Regions from separate parts of the Homo sapiens genome. Here region 1 is linked to region 2. A link is an interaction called in ENCODE POLR2A ChIA-PET data of the cell type or tissue named here. Cell type or tissue: A673. All regions are shown on one strand. Links, peaks and the distances in the headings refer to the core of each region. The heading gives the core; the rest is flanking DNA.

Region 1 (8,350 bases), core at 254-8,253, 78 kb before region 2:
TGCCTCCAGGTCAGAAGTTCTCAGCTCTGACCACATATGAGCATTACCTAGGAAAGCTAACAAGGAAGCTTTTTAAAAAATACTGATGCCAAAAACAAAACCAAAAAAACCCAAATGCCTGGCCCCAAACCAGACCAACTAGATCATAATTTCTAGAAATAAGAACCAGGCATTGGTATACCACTCCATCCCTGTATCCATTGTTAATTTATATTTTTGTTTTGATCCATTTAAAAGCAAATTGCAGACATGAGGAAATATCCCCCTCTTTACTGGGGCAGCCCTTCAACTCCAGCCTCTCATCTGCCACAGTGAAGCCTGCTCTTTAAATCCTGAGACTCATGAGCTCGACTTAGTTTCTCCTCCTACCCACACTTGTTGATTGCCCCTGAACCTTCTTGTTCTGGTTTGGCAACATCCATCCTAGTGTTTCTGCTCTCATATGGAAGGAGTAGCTGCCTCTCCTCCAGCCAGTGATCTCTGGGAGGGCAGTGGCGCTGTTTTACTCACGTTTCGCATCTCTCTATTGTGCTTTGCAGTGGGTTAGTGAACATTAAAAACAACCGTTTCACTTAGTCATCAGGATAGGCTTAAAATCTACTTGAAGGGGAGCTTGGCTTTGTTTTGGAAACCAAATATATGTGTGTCTGGTTAAAGGCTAAAATTAAGATAGGTAAGAAAACTGGATTTGGTCACAGATTTCATGACCAGCAGGGTTACCCAGGGCCACAGGCAATTAAAGCTATGCACAAAAGAGATCTTCAGTGTGAGAAAACAAATATTTCCTCATGAGGAGTAAAATGAAGATAAATGGTCATTTTTCTTATGTCAGCTATTCAATCATTCTGGCATAAGTTTGCCATGGAAGAAAAATTAATCATACATTACTTAAACCTCCTTTAAATGTTTAAATACTTCCTTAACACCTATAAAATATTCTCAACCTAACTTCTCAAACTCGTCTCTGAGAATTTTAAACACTGTTTTCTGTGTTAGGAACTTAAATAGGGTGAATGTGTTAGAACAGTAACAATAAACCTGCTTATTCTTGAGTTTCCACCGAGATAAAAAGAACAAAAGAAACTCTGGATTTTTTCCTTGGGAGAAATCGATTCTCTAAGGCACTTGGGGAAGGAAAAAAGGAATCCAGCCTCCAAGGACTAGCAAGTAAGACCTCTTTAGACTCCCAGGGCCATATCCTCAGTTTCAAGAGAATGTGTAAGAATTGTGTGCAAAATTGATCAAGTATTGCTAAACAAAATAAATTGGAGTCTTTGAGTGTTTAGAGACTTTTCCAGAAAATAAGTCAATTAAAAACCTCAACAAATTTATTTAACTGTTAGCTCTGTTACCAAAAACTAATTTGTATTTATACTTCATGTAAAGTAAACGAGGCTGAAAGTCAAAATGACCTTTCAAAAAAATATTTACATCTGTCAGTTTTTACTTCAAGGCTTCTGAAATCTTGGTGAAGAAATATGTGGCTTTGTTTATTTTTCCATTTCAGCAAACATCAATAGTTTTTATTTCTTACTGTCATTGTCAAATTTAATTCCAAAGTATTCTGAGATTTGCTTTTGAAGAGCAAGTCAGAGTAGCTCAGGAGAAATAAATGAAATCTTGAGTATTAGGGCAAATGGGGGAATAAATAAACTCCTAAAGAGCTTTTATCCCTATAGGCCAGGAGATAAAAGAACAGTATTTTTTAAATGTGCTATACAAATATTAAAAGTGTGTATGTGTGTGTGTGTGTGTGTGTGTGTGTGTGTGTGTGTATCTCACCATACTGTGGTTTACACAGTTTCTGGCTATAGACGAGGAGATAAAGGAACAATATTATTTTAATGTGCTATACAAATATTAAAAGTGTGTGTGCGTGTGTGTGTGTGTGTGTGTATGTATCTCACCACACTGTGGTTTACACAGTTTCTGGCTTCAGAACTATGTTTCTTTTCTATTCAAATCATGTTCCAGATAAGACAGTTTTATTCTTCTCAGATATGAGATATGTTTTCTTTTCTCAGTGGAGAATAGAAAGCATATTTATTGTCCAAAATTTTCAAAACACTCCATGACATTTAGTTTCTTGAATAATAGGAAAGTATCTTATTATAGCTGATAAACTACATTTCATTTGAAACAGATGAGCAGAATTCCCATTAGTAGGACACATCATCTCTCTAAATAACATGACCCACACTGGTTACCTCATTTACCTGGTTGATTATTTATACTCTATCATCCTGGACTTCCAATACTCATTTTATATAATATTAATATTAGAAGTCAAAATAATTCAATGATGGAAGAATGAAGCTTTCTATGTATATAAAAGAATGAAGCTGAACATCTACCTCTCTTGTCAAGCTAATCTAATTTGGGTAGAATGTACAAGTTATTTAGGAGAGTAACTCTCCTGAATTTGTCAGTGGGAAGAGGCCTTTGGAAAAGTCTCCTGTGTATCCTTGACAAGAAATGACTGCAGACCTTAGTGCAGGGCTACATCCTATCATTAGTACACAATTCCCACTTCATCCATACACATCAACAAAGTTGGACTGCTCTACATCCTAATTAATGACATGGAAAACATGCATGTTAGGAAAAATAGTGGTAATGCATAGAGGCAGCAATATTTTACCATCCTTCTGATTTCGACTTTTGTACAACTTCAGATCTGTGGTAATGGTTAGGTGGATGTGGTATAAACACATACGAATTACCACAAGGTACTCACTTATGACACACTTTCCCTCCCCATTTATCCCCCACCAATCCCTGAAATCTGGGCACTTGGATTGTAAATAAAAATAAGGGGATAGCTGGGTGTGGTGGCTCGGGCCTGTAATCCCAGCACACGGGAGACTGAGGTAGAAGAATCATTTGAGACCAGCCTGGGAAACACAGCGAGACCCCCATCTCAAAAATAGTTTTAAAAATTAAAAAAAAAAGGGAGTAATAAAGAATTAGTGAAATCTGGCACATTATTGGACTGCTGGGTTAAACAGCTGCCTCTGGATTCTGCAATTTTCACGAAGTCCATTTAATTGCTCTGTACCTCTGATTCTTCACAGATAAAAATAGTTTAGTTCACAAAGAGATGATAAATGCTTGAAGTGATAGGTACTGCAATTGCCCTGATGTGATTGTTATACATTGTATGACTGTATCAAAACATCGTATGTACCCCATGAATATATACACCTATTCTGTACCTATAACAATTTCAACAACTGGGTTAGAAAGGATGTAAGAGAAGAGGATGGCTTCAGAAATGTTTTAGTTATGGTGTTACTGTCTGTTTCAAATGCAAAGGATGCTTAGGAGGAATAGCAGCAAACATTTTTGCATGGGGTAAGTCAACTGGCAAGGAATACAATTATAGACCATATACTGTACTTACCAATAATAACAGTGTTATCATCAGCAATTAACAACTTGCTGTGGACATAGATAAGCTCAGTTACTAGGTTTCCTTCGAGCTCTGCATGTGTTCTAAGACCACAGAATGATATGTAATTTATCCACTGATTACCAACTGCAAATTTAAAAAGAAATTATTAAAATTAATATGACCAAGCTCAATAAACGTACATTAAATCTTATTGTTTCTCAAAACATACTACTTAGACTGTTCAGAATAGATTGTATATTATATGTATATGTTTTCTATTTCAGAATTCATCCAGGATTTATTTTTGATATCTGAATTTCATATTGTCAGTCTGAATGGCTTTCTCTCTCTCTCTCTCTCTCTCTCTATATATATATATATATATATATATATTATATATATTTTTTTTTTAATTGAAGTGTTTTCTGTCTTCCCTTTGCTAAGGCAATCCAAAAAGCTATTCATATATGAACATTTTATTTTAATGATTTGATGAGTTAACTACTGAAGAGTGATGGTTAAAACTGAGCTGGAATAGATTAACCAAGACTTCAGTGTGACATTTGCTTCTATCCTGCTTGACACTTGCTGCAGTTTGAATCAGATGCAAGGTGTGTGCCAAACCACCTGATGCTACATCATTTGTAGCATATTCAGCGTGAAGCATCAGTTAAATTCTGCAGACTTTGGGTAAATAAAAATGTTGGCAATGAAAAACCACTCCTCCCTTTAGATCATTAAAATTAGGAAACAGAAGAATCCTTACTACATTAGACTTAGAATTTTCTTCAGAGCAAGCAGCACCAGGTTTGTACTTCAAAATATTGCCATCCCTCTAATCACATGGGGGCCATTCACATGATAAGAAGAAATACATTCCATACTAAGCCAAGTCATAATCATGACCCCTGTTGTGAGTGTTAGTCACAGGATTTTTATGGTCTTTCTCCCACACAGCAGTTGTCTTGGATAAGCAAGTCTGATACCAAGAATAAATGGAGTGGAACCAAACTATCACAAATTCTCATAGAAAGAGAGCATACATTTTTTTTTGTCTTTAAGAGAATTTGAAGCATACTAATAGAAGGGTGGCAGTTCATCTCCCATTTACTGAAGTTTCCATTTATTACTGATGGTTTCTATTTTGCTACTGATGTTATTCAGTGTTTCTATTAAGTTTGGGTATCTTGGAAAGAAATTCATTCATAGGTTATGTATAGAGATGCCTCCATTTAGAGATAGCTCTCCCCTCATATATATATGAGTGATGTTGTATAGCTGTGTTTGATGAGAGTTGAAATGTTGGTATACTAGTACACCATGTGTAAGAGATGCATTTCTAAAACGTTTCATGTAAATGAGGTTTTTGCAATTTATTCCCCCATTTGTTAATGTTATATTGGAAAGACACTTCATCTGAAGAATCACCTCCTTTTTTAAGTCTTTTCTGATCCATTTCCTTTTTTAAGCCCCTCAGACCTATAAAATTCCTGGAAAACATTTCTAAATAATGCCTAGTATCTTACAAACATTTATATAATCTTCAAGTTATTCTACTGTTGTACAGGAACTGGGTCTTACACATTTTTGTTTCTCATCCTTTCACAGTGCTAAAAAAAGCTAAATAAATGTATGAGTGGATAAATGAATATTCAGGTATCAGCTGAAACTAAAAAATATTTTACCTTTTAATTTCTCTGTATCATCTACTCTCCTACAGCTGGATCATGATCTAGAATTTATAAGTTTAAGATACAAAGCAGCTTTTCAAAGGAATCATGGAGCAGGACCTTTGCTAAAGTAAATATTTTTTTACAGTAATTTCCATTAAAATTCACATTGAACAATATAGTAGACCAGTGGTTCTCAGCATGCACAAAGACCACCTCTATGGAATTTGTTAAAAGCAGATTCCTGTGACTCTTCACAGAATTCTGATTCAGCGGAAATCAATTCAGTAAGTCCCCGAGGGGATATTGTTTCTGAATGACACTGCCATAGAGCTTTGATAATTATTTAAGATTAGTATACACTAAGAAAATAATACACCATGACCAAGTGAGATGCATTCCAGGATGCAAGTCTGCTCATATGAGGAAATCCATTATTAGACATTATATTGATCAATCTAGGGAGAAAAATAATATAATTATTTTAACAGATGCTGGAAAGCTTTTGACACAATTCAGTATCCACTCCTGATAAAAGCAATGAAGAAAGTAGGAAATGATGAATACTTTCTTAACATGCTGAAAATATATATAATATATGTATTATATATTTATATGCATATGTGGGTATAATATTTTCAATACTATTTAATATTGCCTTGGAAGTATCAGCCAATATAGTTGTATAAGAGAAATCATATAAAAAGTAAAGTCATCTTCACTTGCAGATACTGTGAAAACATACCTGAAGAATCAGTAATAAAATTATATCAAATAATAAAAATATTAAATATAATAACAGGATATAAATTAACATATAGAAATCAATAGCCTTTATATACACAAAACAATAACCACTTAGAGAATATAATCACAGACAAAGCCTCATTTAGAATGACAACAAAGAAAATAAAAGAGATAAACTTAATGGTTCACGTGCAAAACTTTTATAAAGAAAAAGTTAAAAAACTATCAAGACACAAGAGTAGACTTGAACAAATGGAAAGATTGCTCTTGTTCTGGGATAGAACAATTCACCATTAGAAATATGTCAACTCTTCCCAGGTTAATTTATAAATTTAATGTGATCTCATTACATTACATGAGATCGCATTAATGTAATGTAATATAAGGTAATGTAATGGTAAAAATGCCAACAAGTTCTCATGGAGTTAGATAACCTGTAGTTTGTATGGAAAAATAAACATGCAAGAATAAATTGAGAAAAATGGAAGAGAAAAGCTATGAGTCATTAGCCCTATCAGACTTTTTTTTTTTTTTTTTTTGAGATGGAGTCTCGCTCTGTCACCCAGGCTGGAGTGCAGTGGCGTGATCTCGACTCACTGCAAGCTCCGCCTCCCGGGTTCACGCCATTCTCCTGCTTCAGCCTCCCAAGTAGCTGGGACTACAGGCGCCCACCACCACGCCTTGCTAATTTTTTTTTTTTTTGCATTTTTAATAGAGACAGGGTTTCACCATGTTAGCCAGGATGGTCTCGACCTCCTGACCTCGTGATCCGCCCACCTCGGCCTCCCAAAGTGCTGGGATTACAGGCATGAGCCACCGTGCCAGGCCAGCCCTATCAGATATTAACACATACTATAAAGTCTGTATAATTAAAACAGTGCAGATCTAGCAGATAAATAGACAGATACACCAGTGAATGGGATAGAAAGTCCAAAAAGAGATGCAAATACATAAGGAAAATTTGTATATGATAAAGGAAACAGCTCAAATGATAAGGACAAGGCCTTTTCAATAAAAAGGTGCTAGTACAGTTCCATAGCCACCTGAAAAAGATAAAACTCCAAATTTTTTTTAACAAGAATAAACTCCAAATGGATCAGAGATAAAAATGTAAGCAAATGAAACCAGACAAGTGTTAGAAGAAAGCAAGGGTGAATTCCTCTATACTTCAAATGTAAGAAAGATTTTGTAAGTATCCAGAGGCAAAAAAAAAAAAAAAAAGATTTGTAAATTGGTTAGATTAAAAAAATAACAACACGTTTGCATGACACAAAACACGACAAGCAAAAAACAAAAGGCAGAAGACAAACTGGGAGAAAGTATTTTCAGTACATGTCACAGATAAAGAGGTGATAATCCTAACATATAAAGAACTCTAAATAATTGAAGGGAAAAGAAAATCAAAATCTTAATAGAAAAATGGGCAAAACACATGAATAGACAATTCACACACACAAAAGATACATTTGAAAAGATATCCATCTTGACTCATAATTATAGGAATGCAAATAAAAATGACGTTGAGAAACCATTTGTTATCTATAAGATTGGCAAAAAATAAAAAGTACGACAACATATTCTGTTAGTGAGAATGGGTTGAAGACAGACTCTCTCATATATTGGTGATGAAAATGCAAATTCATACAAATTTTTTGAAGGGTCATTTAGCAATATCTAACAAAGCTACCTATGTGTTTACCTCCTGACTCAGCAATCCCACTCTAGAAATTTATGCTAAATATATACCTTCAACAAATAAGAATATATGTATATATATTAATATATACACAGTTACCCATTGTATGTAGTTCCGTTAGAAGCATATAATGGTTGTTGAAGACAATCTAATTGCCCATTCATAACACAGTGATTGAATAAACGCAAATCCACATATGGAAGACTATGCAGTGTTACGAGAAATGAAGATCTCTGTGAATTAATAGGGAGTGATTTCCAGGATATTCTGTTAAATGGAAAAGGCAAGGTGAACAAGAGAATATGCAGTATATTTTTTTGTGAAAGAGATCAGGAGAAATAAGAAAATATACAACTATCTGAGCATTTTTCCAAGAAGAAACACAACAAGATTAACCTAGAAACTGATGAAATTGGTTACCAATAGGGGATGGATAAGTACAGGGTGAAAAAGATGGTTGGGGTAGAAACTGAAAGTATAGAGGAATGGCATTTATTTAAATATGTTTTTTGTATAGTTCTGGCTATTGGAAGCATAGTTCATGCATTCAAAAAAATAATCAAGAGAGATTTAAAAAAAAAACAAAACCCTGAGAGTTCCCCTTCCTAGTCAAAGAAAGGGGTGACAGATGGCACCTGGAAAATCGGGTCACTCCCACCCTAATACTGCGCTTTTCCAACAGGCTTAAAAAATGGCGCACCAGGAGATTATATCCCGCACATGGCTTGGAGGCTCCCACGCCCACGGAGTCTCGCTGATTGCTAGCACAGCAGTCTGAGATCAAACTGCAAGGTGGCAGCGAGGCTGGGGGAGGGGCGCCTGCCATTGCCCAGGCTTGCTTAG
Region 2 (8,350 bases), core at 54-8,053:
TTCTTCTTCTTTTGGTCAAGGTATTGACTATTATAAACTCTAGCCATAAAGGGCAAAGGCGAATGAATCATTCCTTGGGGATGAAGGCATTTTCCAGGTTGTTATAGTGTAGGCTTATACAAAATGTGGGAAATATTTCTGCAAAATGAAAGCCAAAGGAAAAAAAAACCTGATGATGTTAATTCTGCAATTTAAAAAATACACTTTCAAAACATCCCATGCTTTAGTGCCTAGTGCCTTTAAATACCCTTGGGGAAATTACTTTTTGCTTAAAGAAAGGGACGGAAATTATTAATAGGAGAAGTAGAAAAACAGATGGCCTGGAGTTGCCTATGCAATGCAGTGTTTCTTATCTCTGGTGAACTCAGCTGACCCAAAGTTTCCATAGAATAAATTTCATAAAACATGACTTTTAAAAGATGAAAGTTCTGTCCTCTTTTCTAATTAGTTTTTTGTCAAGTAGAGCAGACATAACACTATAAACAGTAGAAATCTTTAGGAGCTTTAGATATTCAAACTACATGGGAAGACAATGAAAAGAAAATTTTTATAGTGGAAATCAGTGACTTTGTTTCTTAGCCAACTTTTCCTCCGATTGCTCAAGGGAGCATAGTGAAAATATTTTCTAAATGCAGCCAAGTTTGTCCACTGCCTGAAGACAGTTTAGCCCACCCCACCCCCCCAACCCAGGATGCTCACTAATGTTTTTGTCACTTGCCAAGGACTTCCCCAATACAATATATTAAGAAAATGTAAAGATGTAAAGTAAAGGATATAAAGAAATCACTTCCTCACCGTTTAAAAGCAGGCAGCATTGGGATATAAGAGCACAAAAGCTCATGTGCCTTTTTTTAAAATCCAATTTTGTTTGAAGCACATTTTTGAAGCTGAAGATACCTTCCCTGCAAGCCACTGTTGCCCACCACTTTGATAAGACTCATTTGATTTTCTGTGTAGAGATGTGATTATTCCTGTCATTTCTCAGTTCTGGACAACTTTCCCTTTTATTGGTCACTGACTGCAACTCTACATTGTGCCTTGTGATCCAGGACAGAAAATCAACCTGAAGACAAATTCTCCCATTAGTCTAAGTTTCATAGGAAATATCACAAGCTTCTAAGGTTGAGATACACAAAATTGCGTGTGGGGATTTGGCTGCCATAAGTATGATGCAGCTTATCTCACCTCTTAGCATAGCAAGTGCAGAACTGTGGAAAGCCCTGAGATGCTGATTTCTTTGAGTTGTGAACAGTCTGCCTCTGAAGATTGGCTTTTATTATTTTAAATGATGGCATTGCAGATCAGAAGGCCAAAGAAATAGGAGAAGTTCAACTTGGTTATTAATCAGATACATAAAATATTCTATTTTTTCTTAAGAAACAGCCATCATAAGAGATGTTTGCCATACGTTGGCTATAAGGCAGAGACAGTTCCTAAATTCCTCTCAGAATATCTGCACAATCAGATAGAAGAAAATAAAACATTCATTTTAATAAACCTTGTGGACCTCTGGGACCTGTTAATGCAAAAAACAAATATTATGTTTCAACCTCATACTTTGCAAAGCTAGTGTGTGGCTTTCAGAAACTAAATTATTTATGTGAAGCCATATTTATGTGCATATAAAATGTCAATTTGGAGTGATCCGAGTGTTAAAAAATTTATGAACAAAGTAATAATATGGTGGAATGAGATTAAGGAAGAGCAACTCCGCTAAATGTACCACCAAGAAATCAATCTTTAATTGTATTACTATTTCTTTAGGAAATTTTAAATATCGCTACCCACAGTTTAAAAATTACCAGCTCCAAGAAGTGGATGAAATGGAAATGAAGCACTGTTATCAGGCAATAACGTTTATTTGGCCATGGTGTTCACGAGGGACCTCGCCAGGGTTCAAGGGCCAAAAAAGTAAAGAGAAGTCACACTAGACACAGAAAAGGTAACCAGACAGGTATGCCAAGGGCAGTAAACAAGCGCATGCCAGCAAACAAGAGGTGGAAGCCAGGCCTGCAGGATCTTCCTCCTGAGCCCTACCGAGGCATTTACTAGCTTTCTCAAGTTAACTTAGATGTCTTGTAGACACTGTATCTTCAAGTGATCTAAACTTTAGCTTTCTGAATCAGCTCTTCCCAGTTTCTTCCACTATCAGAGTCACCTTCCGGACACCTTTTTTTTTTTTTTTTTTTTTTTTTGAAACAGAGTCTTGCTCTGTTGCCCAGGCTGGAGTGCAGTGGCACAATCTCGACTCACTGCAAGCTCCGCCTCCCGGGTTCACGCCATTCTCCTGCCTCAGCCTCCCGGGTAGCTGGGACTATAGGCGCCCGCCACCATGCCCGGCTAATTGTTTTGTATTTTTAGTAGAGACGGGGTCCGACACATTATTTTGATCAGACCACCCCTGCTTCCCCACACCGCCCTGCCCCGCACAGTACTGCCCCACTGTCTCCCATAAAGTCAAACCACTAGCTTGGCTCACAAAGCCTCTGCATCCCAGCTGCAACTAGCAGTTCCAGCTTAATCCCCCATCCGGCTATGCTAACACTCAGATGTGATGAACCACCCTACCGTGCCTGACAAAGTCTTTGGCACTGCTGTTTACATCTACTACACCTAGAAAGTTCTTCTTTCCCTTTTAAAAATGTTTGTCCATCCTAAATGCCCCACATCCTTCATGTTGTGTGGAGCTCCCCAACTGGACCTTTTCCATTGGGAAAGCCCAATGCTTTCCCTCTTGCCATTAAATCGGGGCATTGTTTCTGCATGCAACTGACACTTCTGCAGATTTTATAAGCTCCTTCAACTTAAGAATCATGGCTTTTATTTATGTACATCCTCATATGATTAGCCAAATGCCCTGCACATAGAAAACATTCAATAAATACATATTGATTGAAACCTAAAACAGTGAGGTGCTGATTAAATATTATAAGCAAAAATTTACTAGTATTAGTACAGATTGCTACGCAAGGCTGGAAAAATGTACTAAAATAGAATCTTGAGGGAAAATGGAAAAGATGCCATTTCATTGAGAGAAACATAGAGAAAGTTACTGCCCATTCAATAGGTAGAAAGTAGTCTGGTAAGGCTAGGACTGAGCCCAAGACATGAGTCCCTCAGCAAGTTCGCCACTGGCAAGGTTCAAATCTGATTCATGGTGGCATTCTTAGTGATTACCGTAGAAGCTGGCTCATAGGAGACAGTAACCGTATGATGAATTATTTAATAAATATGTGAATAATGTTTTCAGAATCAAAATGTCCAATTCTGTAACTGGAATTCTATTGATGAAACAAACTAGACTATCCATCAAAATGATGTTGTTTGGCAGAATGTGTTTCAAATAAATATTATCAATTTCTTTTGCTTTCAATATTAGCAGTGAGGTCTGACTATATTTGTGGATATCCCCAGAAATACTCAAGTAAATGCATGGGGAAAAGATACAGAAAGAAAAGGGGAAAGTGAATGGGGAAATAAAAAGTGGAATGCAGAGGATAGGAAAGAAGAAATGAGTGAAAGCTATGAGAAACAGAAAAATGCTAACCCCAATTATTTAGGCTCCACACGTTCTGCTAGCATGTTTAATGACAGAATAAAAAAAGGTTGGCCGGGAGCGGTGGCTCAAGCCTGTAATCCCAGCACTTTGGGAAGCCGAGGTGGGCAGATCACCTGAGGTCAGGAGTTCAAGACCAGCCTGGCCAATGTGGTGAAACCCCGTCTCTACTAAAAATACAAAAATACAAAAAAAAAAAAAAAAAAGCCAGGCATGGTGGTGGGCACTTGTAATCCCAGCTATTTGGGAGGCTGAGGCAGGAGAATTGCTTAAAGCTGGGAGGCAGAGGTTGCAGTGAGCCGAGACTGCACCATTGCACTCCAGCCTGGGCAACAAGAACAAAACCCCATCTCAAAAAAAAAAAAAAAAAAGGTTAAGACAGTTTCTGATAATAGCAAAAAGTTAGCACTTCCTAATTTGGACATGCTAAATAATAAATCCCAGATCTATTTTTAATTTAAACTGATTTAATTTTAAGGGCCTATTACATTAAAAAAATCACTAGAAATATGAATGCAGTCATTAGTGAGCCTAGGCTGCTTCAGTTATTTACTTTTTATACCTAAAAAGCACACATTCAATGTTCACCCAGAATGTACAGGGTCAACTCCACAGGAAACAGTTTCACATTTTTACCAGGAACTTTACCAAAACCAGAGAAAAAACACCACCAACTGTGACTATTCCTCCCCCTTTAATATTATTCTACACCACATTAGCCCCATCTAGCTGAAACCATTCTCCAGATGAGTTTTCCTTTTGCTTAAATGACAAAATAATGAATACAATTAAATGCTATGCTCCATTTCATCATTTATTATTCAATGATGAAATTTTATTATAATTTTTTTGCCTATAAAATTAGCTGCCCATAACTGATTCAAAAATAAGAATTAGAGATGCTAACATAATCCATGCTGTGAATTAGTCTAAAATATTTATGCACTCAAAAGCAATAGGAATAAAATAGAACCAAATGAACTGGAAAACATTAGTTATCCTACTTTTTGTCAAACTCTAAAGTGAAAAGTTATACGTGTGAAAGGCTTTGAAAAGAAAAGCATTTCAGAGACAACAGACAGTTAAAAAATTATATCAGCATTTTCTGGGAAAGTACATACTGCTTTTCGTTTAAGAATGCAGTCCAACCTCCAACGATTTCCCTCAACCACTGGGCGTTTCAGGAAGATTTCTGGACTCAGCCTGAAACAATGAAACCAAGATTTTAAGTAACTAAAACAAAATATAAAGTTCTGATTGTGTCATAGGAAGCAAAGGCAATTTCAGCCCAATTCAACCCCATTATCATCCTCCATTGTGATGGGTAATCCAAAGCTTTACTATGAGTCTAGGAACAACTTCGTATGGGAAAAATAGCCTTTAGCTATACAAAACATCAATCTTAGTTCTTTCTCTCTCTCTCTCTCTCTCCCCCCTCTTTAACTGTCTCTCATACCCACATGCTCACATATGCACACAGGTACTGTTGGTTGCCCACCCACAGCCAATCTCCAACTTCTTCCCTGCTCTCAGAGCCTCTCTCCCACCACAGACTGAATATTCTAGATACTTGCTTTCCCAGACTCCTGTGCAGCTAGAGCACAACGTGACACAATCCTGAACAATGAGATATATGAGGAGGTACACAGGGGCTTAATGGGAAAGTTTTTCCTCCCTGAAACACACACACAAACACACACACACACACACACTCTCTCTCTCTCTCTCCCTCTCCCTCTCTTTCGCTCTCTCTCCCTCCCTCTCTTTTGCTCTCTCTCCCTCTCTCTCAGAGAAAGCCCTGCCCACACTTCCAGCTTTGGGATGGATGTTGTATGGGAGTATGATGCTTACAGGGGTGCAGCAATATTGAAATTCTAAGGGGAAGACCATAACCCCAGAATCACTAAATCACTCTGCCAACCTCAGGATTGCCCAACTTTAGACTTAACATTAAATGTGAAAAATACATCCTCAGTGTTTAAGCCCTCTTTAGTTGAACATTCTGTTACCCCAAACTAAAAGCATTCTAATAGATACACAGACACATGACTTCCTATACAAAGAAGCAGCATCTGAGGGAACCTGGGGCTTTCTGGACAGGGGAGAAGGAAGGTCGGCTGATATATGAAATTTTTCCTAGGCTCTTCTCCTTCAGTAAGGCATAAGGCAGCTAAGGTAAGCTAAGCTTCACAAGGCAGCTAAGAGTACAATAGAGTCATTTTTCCCCTGGGGCTGGGTTCTAAAGTTAGTTTCTGAGTTAAACATGTACATGATGTAACTTCCCTGTAGTTAGAAAAAAGAAGCAGTAGAAAATACTCCTTTCTCCACTGAACTGCTAGACCTGAGGCAGCAGAGGTAGACTATGTCAGGATGAAAGCCTTATGGAATTCTGCACTGGAGTATTGCCCTCCCAGGCAGCCCTCTAAGCATGTGAAATCAACAGTGCTTTAAGGAGCTAAAGAGATTAAAAGAAATCAATTTTATGCTCTATTTCATTCAGTTAAAGAAAATAAAAACCCAGAGATAAAGTTTCTAAAGGAAACGTTATTGGGTAAAATAAATAAGGAAACAGACAAATGGAAGAGTTTGGACAGTGTAAGTCTTGCATATTTAATTGAGAGTAGGAAACAAACTCAAAGGTAATCTATGTCCAAACAAGCAAACAAACAAATAAAGCACAGCAATTGATCAGAAAAGATCAAAGAAGCATTAAAAGGAAATCTGTTTTAAAATAGTAAAATGCATTGCTGTGCACTGCTAGTTCACCAAAAGTGAGAGATAGCCAACAACATATATACAATTGCAATTTTTTGATGTGTACATTAAATATGGGCTCAAAGAGCTTCGGTATGGGGGAGACTTTTAATGTCATACTCTGCAATTAAGTATTTATCATCATTTATTTCATTTAATCCACAAACATGTGTACCCTTGTATGCTAAGCATTCTACAAGATACTTTGAAGAATCTTAAGATAGCTCTTGAGGAGCCCTCAATTTTGAGGATAATGCATAAAAAGAAAAAAAGATTTTGTTATATCATGCTATAAAAGTATAAACCATGGCTGCATGGCAAGAAGAAAGCAGCTATAACTTACCAAGCATTATTATGTAAGAATCTTTACTTACTTGTAAACAAAGTTATTGTTTAATATTACATTTCATTGGATCTAGGACACCAGTGACTGTAGGATGCATCGTTACTGCATGTACCACTAAGAAAGAAAACATCATGACAACTATAACTGTAAGAGCATAAGATGCATCCTGATTGCGGAGATATTAAGACGTACCTCTAAGTAAGTGTACCACTTAGAAGATTTAATGACTTTAAATGCTTACATGAGAAAGACAAAAAATTAAAAATTAATGATCAGACTTTCCTTTCTTAAAAGATAGAAAAAGAAGACATTAAACCCAAAGTAAGAAGATGGGGGAATAATAAATATAAGAGTAGAACTTGATGAAATACAAACCTGAAAAAATACAGAGAAAATTCAATGAAACTAGATGTTGACTCTTTGAAATATCAATAAAATTTGTGAACTTCTAGCAAGGCTAAAAATAAATGACAAAAAAATGATTGAAAGGATGGGCTCACATGTATAAACCCAGCACTTTGGGAGGCTAAAATGGGAGGATTGCATAAGCCCAGGAGTTTGAGACCAGCTTGGGCAACATAGCAAGACCCTGTCTCTACGAAAAAATTTAAAAAATTAGCCAGACATGGTGGCTCATGTCTGTAGTTCCAGCTACTCGGGGGGCTGAGGTAGGAGGATTGCTTGAACCTAGAAGGTTGAAGCTGCAGTGAGCCACGATCATGTCAGTGCACTTCAGCCTGGGCAACAAAGGAAGACCCTGTCTCAAAAAAAAAAAAGGAGTGAAAGACAGGTAATCACTATAGGGCCTAGAGGCATTATAATTATATTAAATGAATAATAACTATTAAAAATAACTGTATGCCAATATTTGTGGTAATTTAAATAAAATAAACATATTCCTTGAATAAAATATTTTCATAATGAAAATAAAAAGAAATTGAAACTGACTTCATAGCTATTGAAAAACTGAATTTGTAATTAAAACTTTCCTACAGGGAAAACTACAGACTTTGCCAACTTTACAGAATTTATTAAACATTTACAGAATTTATTAAATATTTGAATTTTATCAAATATTTAAGAAAGAAATGATGCTAGTACTACCTAAATTCTTTCAGTAAACAAAGGAGGAACACTTACTATCTTATTTAATGAGGTCAGCATTATCCTGATACTAAAACCAAATAAAGACAATGCAAGAAAACTAAAGAACATCCCTTATGATCACAGAAGTAAAAATATTTACCAAAAACACAGCAACTTAGAAAAATAATACTACATCATGATCAAGTGGGATTATCCTAAGATATAAGGTTGGTTTAAAAGTTGGAAATCAATCAGTGCAATTCACCACAGTAACAACAAAAAGGAGAAAAACGTTATTATTCAACAAATGCAGAAGAAATGATGAAATTCAATATCCATTAACAATAAATACTCCCAACAAATTAGAAATAGAAAAAAACTTCCGTAGTGTAATAAAGGGTACCTATAAAAAAATCTATCTCTAACATCACACATAACATAACAAAACTGCATGCTTTCCTCTTAAGATTAGAAACAAGGCATTCTCACCACTTTCATTCAACATTTTACTGGTGATACTAGCCAATGCAACAAGGCAAGAAAATAAAATATAAAGCATACAGATTAGAACAGAAGAAGTAAAACTGTCTTTATTCGTAGATCACATA

The links. ChIA-PET counts read pairs that join two places held together with the same protein. Peaks named below come from ENCODE experiments on the same cell type or tissue, not always from the same donor. Only the 100,000 strongest peaks of a DNase experiment are listed, where the experiment ranks them.
Region 1: POLR2A ChIA-PET joins it to region 2 with 10 read pairs; 4 of 35 experiments call an interaction of 5 or more read pairs at or near these places.

The regions. Positions count from the first base shown.
Region 1 is chr3:171,616,983-171,625,332 of GRCh38, forward strand. It overlaps PLD1 (phospholipase D1), which reads right to left. Exons shown (of 27, transcript NM_002662.5): 24 at 3,404-3,538. Among named protein-coding and RNA genes, the nearest start is that of TNIK, 160 kb to the left of the region's middle. In A673, for the core only: no CTCF peak of the experiment used is centred there; DNase peaks (open chromatin) are centred at 4,309 and 5,359; H3K4me3 peaks cover 687 bases; H3K27ac peaks cover 1,019 bases.
Region 2 is chr3:171,695,068-171,703,417 of GRCh38, forward strand. It overlaps PLD1 (phospholipase D1), which reads right to left. Exons shown (of 27, transcript NM_002662.5): 12 at 4,678-4,759. Among named protein-coding and RNA genes, the nearest start is that of PLD1, 110 kb to the right of the region's middle. In A673, for the core only: no CTCF peak of the experiment used is centred there; no DNase peak of the experiment used is centred there.